Linked DNA regions of Homo sapiens: region 1 is linked to region 2. The links are chromatin contacts, found by Hi-C or POLR2A ChIA-PET in ENCODE. All regions are on one chromosome and are shown on one strand. The core of a region is the stretch at or near the end of the contact, and the rest is flanking DNA. Distances in the headings are between cores, read along the strand shown. Region 1 holds the start of LINC01996 (long intergenic non-protein coding RNA 1996). Region 2 overlaps SPNS2 (SPNS lysolipid transporter 2, sphingosine-1-phosphate).

Region 1 (6,683 bases), core at 1,680-4,179, 73 kb before region 2:
ATGCATATCAAATTCATAACATGGTTTCCAAGAGAAAATAATTCAAGTAACTTTTATTTCTTTTTTTTTTTTTTTGAAACAGGGTCTCACTCTGTCACTTCGTGTGCTGGAGTGCAGTGGCGTGGTCTTGGCTCACTGCAACCTCCGCCTCCCAGGTCCTGGTTCAAGCAATTCTCCTGCCTCAGCCTCCCTAGTAGCTGGGATTACAGGCATGTACCACCATGCCCGGCTAATTTTTGTATTTTTAGTAGAGACAGGGTTTCGCTATGTTGGCCAGGCTGGTCTTGAACTCCTGGCCTCAAGTGATCCGCCTGCCTCGGCCTCCCAGAGTGCTGGGATTACAGGCGTGAGCCACCGTGCCCAGCCTCAAGTAACTTTTGAATCCAGCACCCTGTGCACCCTTAGGGAATATACCCAAAGGTGGGGAAAGGGGCTGAAGGGAAATCCCAAACCTTACTTGGTGGGTTTGTTGTTGGCAGTGACATCAGTTTAAGAATTCGGAAACTACTGTTTCAGAATTTGGACATTGCGGTACAGAAGAAATCCGTAAGTGTATTGAAATTGTTGGGAATCAGGATGGTTTGAAAAAAGGAAAAATAGGGACTAATGTACAGATGAGGCCTGTGGTGCTGAATTGAAGCTGGAGGTTTCAGTATACTTGCAGGCTCTTCTAAAACATCTTAGCTCTGTTCACTGCAAGGGCCTAGAAGCAGGACACCCAGCAAAACCGGCACACCAAGTCCCTGGACCTTCATTGGGAAATAAAAATTCTCCACCACAAGAGACCAGGATCTGAATAAATGACTGATTCCACAGTTGGGGCAAGGAAAGTAAAAGGTCAGTCTGGAGCGCCTTGTGCCAGAAAGCAAGAATGTGCCCAAAGGCCGGGCACGGTGGCTCACGCCTGTAATCCCAGCACTTTGGGAGGCCGAGGTGGGCAGATCACCTGAGGTCAGGAGTTCAAGACCAGCCTGGCCAACATGGTGAAACCCCGTCTCTACTAAAAATATAAAAATTAGCCAGGCGTGGTGGCTTATGCCTGTAGTTCCAGCTACTCAGGAGGCTGAGGCACGAGAATCGCTTGAACCTGGGAGGTGGAGGTTGTAGTGAGCTGAGATCACGCCACTGCACTCCAGCCTGGGCAACAGAGTGAGACTCTGTCTCAAAAAAGTAAAAGAAAATAAAATGCTCAAAGAACCATGGGAATATGGCAAAAAGACACAAGAGCTGTCTTCTCCCTCTGAACAGTTTGAGCATCAAAAAAAATTATAACAGTAAGCGATTACAACACATTGAATTAAAAAAAAAAATCCATGGGCCTCCAGGAACACTCAAAAACTGAGTTGGAGGGAGGGAAAGACTTTCTTTACAGAAGAATGCCAGCCAGTAAACATCAAAGAAATATATGTTTTTTTTTTTTTTGAGATGGAGTCTCGCTCTGTCGCCCAGGCTGGAGTGCAGTGGCACGATCTCCGCTCACTGCAAGCTCCTCCCGGGTTCACGCCATTCTCCTGCCTCAGCCTCCTGAGTAGCTGGGACTACAGGCGCCCGCCACCACGCCCAGCTAATTTTTTGTATTTTTAGTAGAGACGGGGGTTTCACCGTACTAGCCAGGATGGTCTCGATCCCCTGACCTCGTGATTCGTCTGCCTCGGCCTCCCAAAGTGCTGGGATTACAGGCGTGAGCCACCGCGCCCGGCCAGAAATACAATTTTTTGAGACAGAGTTTCACTCTTGTTGCCCAGGCTGGAGTGCAATGGCTCAATCTCGGCTCACTGCAACCTCAACCAAATTGAGGTAAAACACTCAATTTGGACATCCACAGACTCCCCAAAGTCCTGGGCTATGAACCCTAATGTAGAAGAAGGAGCATAGAGCTTAGGTCACAGCACATAGGAGCAACAAGCCGAGGAGAGGAGGCTCTAATGAACAGAGGAGGGAAAGCAACAGCCAGAGAGGAGGGCAAGCCAGGAAGAGCCTCGGCAGCACAAATGCCACTCAGTCTGCAAACCAGATAAGGACGCTTGCACTGGGAGTGATTAAAACTCAGATCCCCGGCCGGGCGCAGTGGCTCATGCCTGTAATCCCAGCACTTTGGGAGGCCAAGGCAGGCGGATCACTTGAGGTCAGGAGTTCGAGACCAGCCTGACCAACATGGTGAAACCCCGTCTGTACTAAAAATACAAAAATTAGCCTGGCATGGTGGCGGGCGCCTGTACATCCAGCTACACAGGAGGCTGAGGCACGAGAATCGCTTGAACCTGGGAGGTGGAGGTTGCAGTGAGCCAAGATTGTGCCACTGCACTCCAGCCTGGGTGACAGAGTGAGACTCCGTCTCAAAAAAAACAAAAACAAACAAAAAATCAGAACCCTAAAGATCGATTTTATATCCACCTACGTGACAGTAAGAAAGCTGGATCAACTTCAGGAATGAAGGTGGACAGTCAAGACCTACGGTAACACTGTCTGGTGTCTCTCTGGTGCCACCACCCACATCACCTGCCTCTGGTTCAGGGCCCCTTCCCAGCTTGTCATCCCACCTACCTGGACCTTGTCCCTCCAGTGAAGGCTGCCCGGATGCCTCAGAGAGCACAGCCTTCTTAGCTTCATTCTTCCGGAGTGCTTTTCCTTATTTGGTGCTTTCTAGGGAGTAGGCAGGTCAGGTCTTAGGGATTTTTCTTTCTTTCTTTCTTTCTTTTTTGAGACAGGGTCTCACTCTATCTCCAGGCAGTGGCACAACCATCGCTCACTGATGCCTTGACCTCCCAGGCTCAAGCCATCCTCCCGCCTTGGCCTTCCAAGTAATGGGGACTACAAGCATGTGTCACTACACCTGGCTAATTTTAAAACTTTCTGTAGAGACAGAGTCTCACTCTGTTGCCCAGGCTGGTCTCAAACTCCAGAGCTCAAATATTTGTCCTGTCTCGGCCTCCCAAAGTGCTAGGACTACAGGCATGAGCCACCGCGCCCAGCCTAGGAATTTTTAAGGTGTTCTTTCAAAAGACTATGAGGGCTGTTTGGTATCAAAGCAAGTCCAAGAACCAAGAGATAAGAGATCAAAAGCTCTAAAAGCAAACCCAATCCAAGCTTTAAAAGTGAGAGAGATAAGATGGCTCAGAAATAATCATACTGGGTCCATTTATCAGGTGGTTGGGAGAGCACAGCTAACAGAGGGAGAAAAAATAAATCAAGTGGGCCACGTCCACAGGCGTAATCAACTCATCAGAATGAGTTGGTCACCTGTCACCAGCTAGAAAAACCCAAGCCAGAGTTGGTTCTGCTGGACTGGTAAGATGTCCCACCCCAAACTGACCAACTGAATCAGCATTTCTAGTCTTCTGTGCAATTGCCTGCAGTCGTATAGACCCGGTCATGATGGCAGAGAATAAAATCTTCTCTCACACCGGTCTCCAGTTACAGAGTTCTGATCACTGCAACCGGGAAAGCTGAGAACTCTTCATCATCTAGCACATTTGCGAAATTCATTGGCTTTAACAAACTGTTCCCCAAACACCTGGCCTGTGCGGTCTCCTCTCACCAGCATGTGCTCTGTCATATTCAGAAAGTGCTTATAGGCTCTCGCTTGCCTTGAAAAATATCCATCAGCTATCAGAAAAGCTAAAACCCATCGTGGCTCTGGTGAAACGTTCACTTCAGGGAAACACACAAGCCAATTTGGTCCGACTTAATAAGTTTAACAAAATCCAGGTGAAGGAATCTATCTGGAAAAACAGAAGACTCTTATGAGCAGCTCCAAGAAATAATTCTCTCGGGAAAGGGGAAAAAAGATGTGAATTCCTCCATACCAGGGTAGAAAGCAAGATGAAATTGGGTCTCACAAATGGGGAACATTCACGTAACCCCGACCTAAAACGGTGGTTTCCAAATATCTTAGGATTGTGAGACCTTCCTGGATTTTCTTCTCATGCTTTGTCTTAGAGGTAAAATCATGTTTGAAACTCACAAACTGTCTTATGATCTCTCACCCCCCACCCCCAACAAAGACCACAGACAAGAACATCATGGAACCAACTTTAAAAACTCGAGTCTGTCTCATTCTGAATGTGAGACATGAGGGACACCATTCCTAAAGTTTAAAAGAAATTGTTCTGCATTCTGGCAGGATCTGCTCTGTTTCATGCGCAGAGCGTACGGCCATGTCTGCAACTCGGGAGAGCTCCATTTAACGTGTGCGAGGACTCAGTAACATATAGCCATGCTTTTTACAGAGCCCTTGTGTTCCCAGATTGGCTTCAGGTTTGAAACCCTAACCTTCAGTTATGTGTCCTGTTAATAATAGGTCTCACCTCCCCAAGCGTACAAGAGACGAGAGAGCTAGCAAGGGAATGGTTTCCAGAGTGGGAGAATCCGAGAGAGAGGGCAAGACTGCAGCCTGGACCAACCAATCCATGGAGAATACTGCTCACCCACCTGCAGGCTCTGCCATGTTCCTCCTGACACCCCCAGGGATCTCCTGCCCACCCCCCAATATACCACCCAAGGGACACGTGGGACCCCACAAAGGCACACAGGCACTGGTGTTGAGAGCCGGCTGCATGAGGTGAAGACACAGATCCGCTCCTTAAAGGGAAGGTTTAGAAGTGCATGGCTAAAATCCAACCCAATTATACAATGATTCTTGGCTGAGAATAAGCTAATGGCTGGAGCTCTATAGAATCTCAAGATTTTTCTATGAAAGTCCTACCACCAAACAGCTGTGAAAATAAACCAACGTTCCTTGATGGGCTTCCTCCAAGTGCGGGACCACCCCAAACCCTGCTGTCTTGGGCCACTGTTTATCACAAACACTGCGGTCTACATCCAGAGGACGGATCTCAAGGGGAACTTTCTGTTGACGCTCCTTCCACAACATGGAGATGGGAGACAGGCACACTCAGAGATGATCAGAGATGACAGCAAATGCCATCTTCAGCTTTCCAGGCCAGTGATTTAAGTGCAGGAACAGGGGTGGAATGTAGTGGATATTCACTTGGAAGGTGTGCAAAGTCTCTTATTCACAGAACTCCCATCTCCTAAACAGAAATGACAAACCCCAAGCAAAATTCAACACATCTTTTTTATGTATAAATGGGTCAGTGGTACAGAGGGAGTTACTTTTTATAAATATCTGCAGCAAATCCCCTAAAAAAGATGTGAATAAAAACTCTCTCTCAGCACAAAGGGCCTATTCCTTCCCCAAAAGTGTTAAATTCCCGAGAGCCTGTGCTTAGCCAAACACTTGTGGGGCCTCCTGGGAAGAACAGGAGGACTTTGGGACCGAGAGGAGAGCCTTCCCATCTCCCCGGAGAGCGGAGGTGACTTGAAGGTCATCTGTTGCCCAGGACTTGGGAGTGATTAAACTGTTTCTTCCCAAGACTTGAGGTCTTCTTTGTCAAGCTGCTGATTAAGCGGTCTCTCTGTTTCCTGGCAGTGGCCCAGAGGGAGGGAGGAGAGGAACCTACAATCGCGTGAGGAAGTAAAAAACTCTGGGTATTTTGATAAAAAAAAACACTTGGTAATCACTGTAACCCTGTAAAGCCGATGTATCGAATTCACCAGAGGGAAAATTGTAGATTAGCATTCTGGAAGCTATAAACACAAGCATTTCTTTAGGAAGATCATTACTTAGCACCAATGTCTCTCTCTCTCTCATAATTTTTCCTTTTCCTCCAAGCCCTTGGCTGTGATCAGTGCTGTCGGACCACAGCTCAGCAGTACTTTTAATCAGTAACACAGCTGGGCTCGAAGGGGAGTGCCGTCACATGCCACAGAACAAACAGCGCGCTCACACCAAACGGCAAGGCTCCTGGGGGCATCCTGGCTGGGGAATCGCAAGCGGACCCCCGGCCTCTTCCTGGGGCTGCTCTTTGGCAATCCAGGCTCAGGGGCTTTACTCGAAGCGACGCAGGTGGTTGTACAGCGACTGGACGTAGGTGAAGACACACATGGGGTCCGGCTTGCGGCCCATCACCATCATGTCCTCCACTTCGATGAGGCGCTCACAGTTGGCCAGATTCCTGAAACACACAAGCCCCGTCAGAACGGTGGTCCCAGCCATCAGCCAGCCCCACAGCCGCGACAGGGCCGGTGTCTCGGTCCCGGGAACAGAGCTCAGCCGGCAGCCAGAGGTTCCCAAGGACCCACCAGCGGGGAATTCAGATAACCCTGGCAGAACCCTTGGAGTCACTGACTCCAATACAATGTTTCCCAAACTCCCAGATTTATGAGCCACCTGTACAATTCATGTTTTCATTTAAACAGACTTACTTTATTTAATTTGGGTTTTTTTTTTAGAGACAGGGGCTTGCTCTGTTGCCCAGGCATGAGTACAGAGGCACGATCCTAGCTTATTGCAGCCTCGATCTCCTAGGCCCAAGTGATCCTCACGCCTTGTCTTCCCAAGTAGCTGTGATTCCAGGCACACACCACCATGCCCAGCTAGTTGTTTGTTTTTTTGTTTTGTTTTTGAGACAGAGTTTTGCTCTTGTTGCCCAGGCTGGAGCGCAGTGGCACAATCTTGGCTCACTGCAACCTCTGCCTCCCGGGTTCGAGTGATTCTCCTGTCTCAGCCTCCCGAGTAGCTGGGATTACAGGTGTCTGCCACCACGCCTGGCTAATTTTTTTTTTGTATTTTTAGTAGAGACAAGGTTTCACCATGTTGGCCAGGCTGGTCTCGATCTCCT
Region 2 (6,269 bases), core at 3,222-5,721:
CCCCTGCCACACAGTGAACACACAGGAGCTGAGGGGGCAGGGCCAGCCTCACTCCCGCAGCCACTGCTGCCCATCTGGCCACACACAGGATGCCCCTGGTAGTGTCTGCTCTGGTGCCAGGGCTGTTGGGGGCAGGCTGGAGGAAGATGGCACTAAGCCAATAATGGGCAGGAATTGTCCCAACCTGAGGTCCCACCTCTATCCAGCTGGGAGGCCTTGGTGTCCCCACCTGCACACAAAGGCACAGGAGCAGGTAGTCACAGAGCCCAGAGCAGCAGGCAGCCTCACACGCTGCCCACAGCAGTGCCCAGCGGGCCCCCGAGCCCTCATGCATCCCTGAGCCGTGAGCACCCAACGTGCCAAGGCTCCTGCCACCCACCTTTGCCCACCCACAGGCCTGCCTGCTGCTCCAGAAGACCCTGTCCATGCGGGAGGTGAGGTCGTGCTTTGAGGACCCCGAGTGGAAGCAGCTGATGGGCCAGGTCCTAGCAAAGGTCACCGAGGTAACAGCCGGGGGGCGCCCTTTCCCCACCCCCTCAGAATCAGTTCTCCGGGAGACCGATCTCTGGGAAAGAAGTGAGGATTGGAGCCTGAGTCCAGAGTCGGGAGAACTGGGGTTGTCCCAGGAGACGGTCCCTGCCTCTGGGCTTTACTTCCGGCTGGGAAACAGAAAGGCTTTGAGCAGCTCTCCGGAGTGCCTCAGCCTGGCCACCCTTCCCTAGAACTTGCGCGTGCTGGGGGAGGCGCAGACCAAGGCGCAGCATCAGCAGGCACTGTCCTCCCTGGAGCTGCTCAACGTTCTCTTCAGGACCTGCAAACATGAGGTGAGGCGGGGGCCCAGTCCGCGGTCGTGTTCGGGTTCCTCTTGGGGGCCTTGGGGCCTCCCGGCCAGCAGTGCCATGCCCGGGCTGGACTGCAGGGATGGGGGTCATGTGGGGAAACTTCTCAGTGCCTGGGCCAGGGCTCTGGGCTGCCATTTGGGCAGTTACCAAACCATGGATGGGTGAGTGACTTGGGAAGGGACTGTGCCACCCTGTCCTCCTCCTGCAGGGCGGGGTGAGAGGGGGTGGGGTGGCACTGCCACATCCCGTGAGAAAGCCGAGAAGGGGCTGGCAGGGCTGGAGACTGTGGAAGGGTTGGAGAAGATTCAGGGTGAGCAGCCAGGTTTCCAGGCCTGGTACAGGAGTGTGGGCAGCCATCAGGGCAGGGCTGGGAGGCAGCTGGAGGTGGCCATCTGGGTCCCCCGGTCTGGCCCAGAGGGCGGGGTTTGGGAATCTTCAGCATAGGTGCTAGTCAGCCCTTGTGGAGGGAGAGCTTGCCAAGGGGGTGCTGGCAGGCAGAGGCGGGGCCCGGGACGGGGCCTTACAAAACTGGCTGATAGTGAGGAAGCCAGGAGAGCAGGGCTCCCGGAAGCTGGCGGATTCCAACAATAACCCATTCAGGATGTGCAGGAAGGTGGCAGGGTTGGGTGGGGAAGCGCTTTGGCAGCCCCGCGGTGATGGAGTGCTGGGGAGTGGCCCTCTTGGAGGTGGGTGGGCCCGGGCCACTGCTGGAGGGGAGGACACCGAGACTCTGAGACCAGGCCTTTGGCTATGGGAAGGAGGAGAACCAACACCTGGGGCGCGTGTTTCCTCCCTCGGTAAGAGACACGGATGACTTAACAGGCAGAAGGAGAGGCTGAGGCCCAGGAAGGGGCAGGGGTCACTGGTGAGGCAGCAACAGGGCAGAGGTGGGAAGACTGGGAGCCCGCGAGAGGCCCCGCCCTCTGTGGCCCCACAGCTCTGCCTTCCCACCCTCTGCAGAAGCTGACCTTGGACCTGACGGTGCTCCTGGGTGTGCTGCAGGGGCAACAGCAGAGCCTACAGCAGGGGGCACACTCCACCGGCTCCAGCCGCCTGCACGACCTCTACTGGCAGGCCATGAAAACCCTGGGAGTCCAGTAGGTTCTGGGAGGGGGACACACACCTTGGGTAGGGGCTGGGAACACCCTCACGCTGCTGCACACACACACACGCTGCACACACGCTGCTGCACACGCACACTGCACACGCATGCTGCTGCACACACATGCACTCAAGCGCATTCTCAGATGTGGGAGCTGTAGGACCCTCACAGGACCCTCGCAGGAGCCTCGCAGGACCCTCGCAGGACCCAGGGGCCTCGCAGGACCCTCATAGGACCCTCACGGGACCCTCATAGGGGCCTCACAGAACCTAGGGGCCTCAGAGGACCCTCAGAATCCAGGTGGAGGTAGCAGTCGCGGTGGCGGTGGCTGCTGCCCTCGATGGGCACCTTCTAACCTTGCTCACTTCCCTTCAGGCGCCCCAAGTTGGAGAAGAAGGATGCCAAGGAGATCCCCAGTGCCACCCAGAGCCCCATCAGTAAGAAGCGGAAGAAAAAGGGATTCTTGCCAGAGACGAAGAAGCGCAAGAAACGCAAGTCAGAGGATGGCACGCCAGCGGAGGATGGCACACCTGCAGCCACCGGCGGGAGCCAGCCCCCCAGCATGGGCAGGAAGAAGAGGAACAGGACAAAGGCTAAGGTCCCAGCCCAGGCAAACGGGACGCCAACCACCAAGAGTCCAGCCCCTGGCGCCCCCACCCGGAGCCCCAGCACCCCTGCCAAATCCCCAAAACTGCAGAAGAAAAACCAGAAGCCGTCCCAGGTGAATGGAGCTCCCGGGTCCCCCACGGAACCTGCAGGCCAAAAGCAGCATCAGAAGGCTCTTCCCAAAAAGGGGGTCTTGGGCAAATCACCACTGTCCGCGCTGGCACGGAAAAAGGCAAGGCTGTCTTTGGTCATCAGGAGTCCCAGCCTGCTTCAGAGTGGGGCCAAGAAGAAAGCACAGGTGAGGAAGGCAGGGAAGCCCTGAGCACAGGTACGGGCCCCCCTCAGCCCCTGCCTCCATCTGCCTGAGACGCCTATTTTTTTTTTTTTTTTTTAAACCATGATTTTAATACGCAAGCTGTTTCTAAGGCGCTGCCACTGGGGAGGGTGGCTGTTGCCGCCTGCCCGGGCATCCTGCTCTGGCAAGCACAGCCTGAGCCATTCCTGCAGGGGTCCCAGGGTGCAGAGACCTCCCCACCCCCGGTTCTGGGCTGGGACCCTGGCTCCAGGGCCATGTCCAGGGCTCTGGTGTTTGCCTGGGTTGGTGCAGGTTGATGTGCTGGCTGCAGGCAGGTGTGACCATCTCTCGTGCCTGCCACCTCTTTGCCCCCAGGCTTTTTTGCTGTGAGGGAGCCACCAGGGGGTGATTTAAATAGGTTTATTTCTTCATTTACAAGAGGAATATATTTGGCTTCTCTCTTAAGACTCTGAGATTCACAATCAGCAGCTCTAAAAAATAAAGGAGCAGTTTGGCTTCCGGAAGGAAGAGGAGGCAACACTCGGACCTGGTTCTTGTACAACAAGAAAACATCGCTGGGGCCCCGCTGAGGCTGGAGTGGGGGTGGAGGCTGGTCTTTGGAGGATGCCACCCCCACCCCATCCTCTTGTCAGGCCCTCGGGGTACCCCAGAGCTTGGTGGGTGAGTATTCCACCTGCTTACACACCACTGAAGCCACAGCCAGCCAGTAACTAAGGGGCAAGAAGAGCATTGTCCAAGCTGGCTCTTGGGGGGTCCCCCATTGGCCACAAGGCCTCACCCCCCACCCCACCCCCGCACCAGAACCACCTTGATTGCAGCAGAAGTGCAGGGAGTGGGTGACGCAGGGGGCTAAGCTCCCCCAAAGCGGGTTGGGGCTGGTGTGAAGTTGGCAGCTGCATCCTGGTGTGTGCATGGATGGGAGGTGGGTGATCGAAGGCCTGGCCCCCCCCTGGGGTCACTTGGTGGAATGCCAGCAGCCAGTGTTTGGGTAGGGGCCGCCTCTCCCGGGGCCTCAGCCTCAGCTCTGGGGCAGGAAGCTTTGTGGATAGCTGCTTCCTCCAGCAGCCGGAGCCCTGGCTACTGCCCCATGGATTCTGGGAATGGTCTCCTGGGCCCTGCCCCTGGAAAAGGCTCAGCTCAGCCTCGGGGAAGGAGTGGGGTCCTGGCTTGGGGGGTGGTGGCAGGGAGAGAAGCCCTGCAGAGTTGGGCTGGTGTGCACCTGCCAGAGACCTTGAGCCTGGGGGCACAGGTGGTGTACAGCTGCAGCCAGGGCCTTCACCCCTGGTGATGCCAGCTTGTCAGAACAGTCCCCATCTGGGACCTCCAGGCTGGGAGCCAACCCGAGACAGTGAGACAGTGTCCTCCAGGGAGTACCCAGAGACTTGGGCGCCCAGCTTCATTTGCCAGGTTGCGTCCAATATCCCCAAGGTCCGAGGCCCAGCTGAGCAGTGGTCCCTGCATACCAGGCCCTCGCGTGAGCCTCAAAGCCGGGACTGCCGCCCTGAGGCCTGGGCCACCTGCTCTCCGTATGGTCCAGGGTCTGTTGAGTCTTCAAAGCTGCAGATCGTGCTTTGCCCAGCAAGTTGTGTGGGAAAGTCCAGCCCCCTGGCCCTTCGTTCCAGGGAGGGCAGGGACTTGCCCAAGATCACATAAGCTGGTGGCAGGCCAGGCTCTCCCCGGACACCCACTTGGGGCTGTCTTCTTCCTTGGCCCCAGGGGCCCTGCGGCCCAAACCTAGGGCTGGGAACCTGTCCAACCGTGTGGCTCCAACACACACATCCTTCCAGGGTAACTGAGGACACAGCCTCTTCTTGATGCCAGGGCCACTCAGCAGGCCTGGGCCAGAGAGGGTGGGTGCCTAGCCGTGGATCACACAGAAAGCTTTGGGGCAGCCCAGCCGGTCCCGGACGCTGTAGGACACCTCCCAGACGAGGTGGGAGTGTGGGTTCTTCATTGTCCCAATGGCACCTGGGGAAAGGGGTGTCAGGTCAGCAGTGGGGCTTAGTGGGGCCTGTGCCAAGGCTGCCCTCCCTCCTTCCCTTTTCTTGCTGTTTGGAGACGCAAGCCTTCTCCTGGACCTGCAGCTGTGACCCTGGGTCTCGTGCTGCTGGGAAGCTATAACTCCCAGAGGGAAGGGCCAAGGAGTCAGGCCCTGGTACATCCAGGAGGATTTGGGAGAACAGAAGTCCGGACAGAGTGAGGAGTTCCTGGCCAGTCCTGGCCCTGATCTATGCGAGGCCCCACCCAGCCCTTGAAAGGAAGGAAAGGGGAGCTAATTTACTGGAAGGAGCAGCCTGCTGTCCCACCCATGGCTCCATCAGTAAATTCTGGCAACATCTTCAGAGACAAAGCCCAGAGTTGGTGGGATGTGCTGGGGTAGGAGGTGACTCTGGAGGAAAAGTGCTCCCTGTTGCCTAACCCTGGCCTTCCCCTTTCCTTAGGGAGCCCCCACGTGCCTCCCGGCCTGCACTCACCACCTCAGACTTTCACAGATGCGGGCGGCATCGCCAGCTGGTTCACCCTGGGGGAGAGACGGGCGGGGGTCAGGGTGGTGCATCAGCGGGGGCCGGGCCCGGGCACTGCTCTGGCACATCGTGTCGTGGGGGCCAGCTGACCGGAGGTGCTGGGCAGGGACCTCGTCAGCCCCAGGGGGAGATGGGAGAGCCCAGGGGTGGGGAGAGGAGAGAGAGAGGAGTAAAGAGGAAAGGAGAAAGAAGTCAGAAAGTAAGAGGAAGGGGAGGGGCCCCAGCTTTGAAAACCACTAAGTCCAGAGACAAACCCAAGTCTGGATCCACCAGACACCCCCGTGGCCTCCCACAGCTCCAGGCTGACCCTGGCACTGGGCCTCAGGGCTGGACCCCAGCAACCAGTGGGTGCACTGAGTGCATGGGAGGTCTGTACCCTCCCCGCCCCACCCCAGGGCAGGGCTCACGGTGGCTATCACGGTCCCTGCTTCCCGGCGGTGCAGCAGGGCCTCCCCTCCCCCCCACTCACTGCTGCTCAGCCCTGGCGCGGTCGCTGACGAAGAAGAGCGCAGTGGCGAGGAAGAACATGCCGCCCAGGACCACGACGAAAGGGCAGAGCATGAGCGCGTAGCCCAGGCTCAGGAACTCCCAGAGCGGGGAGTCCTTAGTGCTCTGGCGGATCAGGTCTGAGATCTGCGAGGATTTGGGGGTGGATGTCAGGGCAGAGCCCTCCTGCAGTCCCCCAGCCTGCCCTGGCCAGCCCCACCCCGGGGCTACTCACAAAGCCAATGAGGTAGGGGCTCCCGGCGTCCCCCAGCAGGTGGGAGGTGAAGCTCTGCAAGGCCACGGCAGTGGCGCGCCGCGTGGGGATGACCACGTACTGCGGAACAGGCGGGCAGGTCAGCGGCCAGAGGAGAAAGGCTCACGCGCTTGGCCCT

The links. Hi-C counts contacts between places; a loop is a spot of excess contacts on that map. ChIA-PET counts read pairs that join two places held with the same protein, here RNA polymerase II (POLR2A).
Region 1: a loop to region 2 is called in a map of astrocyte of the cerebellum, with 8 times the contacts of the local background. The contact joins the promoter of LINC01996 here to the enhancer-like site in region 2. A Hi-C loop is called at or near these places in 1 of 168 maps with a recorded cell type or tissue (astrocyte of the cerebellum). POLR2A ChIA-PET finds 5 or more read pairs at or near these places in 2 of 52 experiments (Caco-2 and H1).

What each region holds. Positions count from the first base shown.
Region 1 is chr17:4,606,695-4,613,377 of GRCh38, reverse strand. It overlaps LINC01996 (long intergenic non-protein coding RNA 1996), which reads right to left and starts at 2,929. Exons shown (of 2, transcript NR_145431.1): 1 at 2,545-2,929. SMTNL2 (smoothelin like 2) reads right to left here. Exons shown (of 8, transcript NM_001114974.2): 8 at 5,059-6,017. The coding sequence ends at 5,891.
Region 2 is chr17:4,536,018-4,542,286 of GRCh38, reverse strand. SPNS2 (SPNS lysolipid transporter 2, sphingosine-1-phosphate) reads right to left here. Exons shown (of 13, transcript NM_001124758.3): 10 at 6,113-6,211; 11 at 5,861-6,024; 12 at 5,341-5,387; 13 at 3,252-4,834. The coding sequence ends at 5,345. MYBBP1A (MYB binding protein 1a) reads left to right here. Exons shown (of 26, transcript NM_014520.4): 23 at 396-503; 24 at 723-824; 25 at 1,803-1,939; 26 at 2,320-3,383. The coding sequence ends at 2,872. Among named protein-coding and RNA genes, the nearest start is that of MYBBP1A, 16 kb to the left of the region's middle. Within about 2 kb of position 4,471, at least 13 of the 41 ENCODE cell types and tissues checked have a DNase peak (open chromatin) inside an H3K27ac peak, as active enhancers do.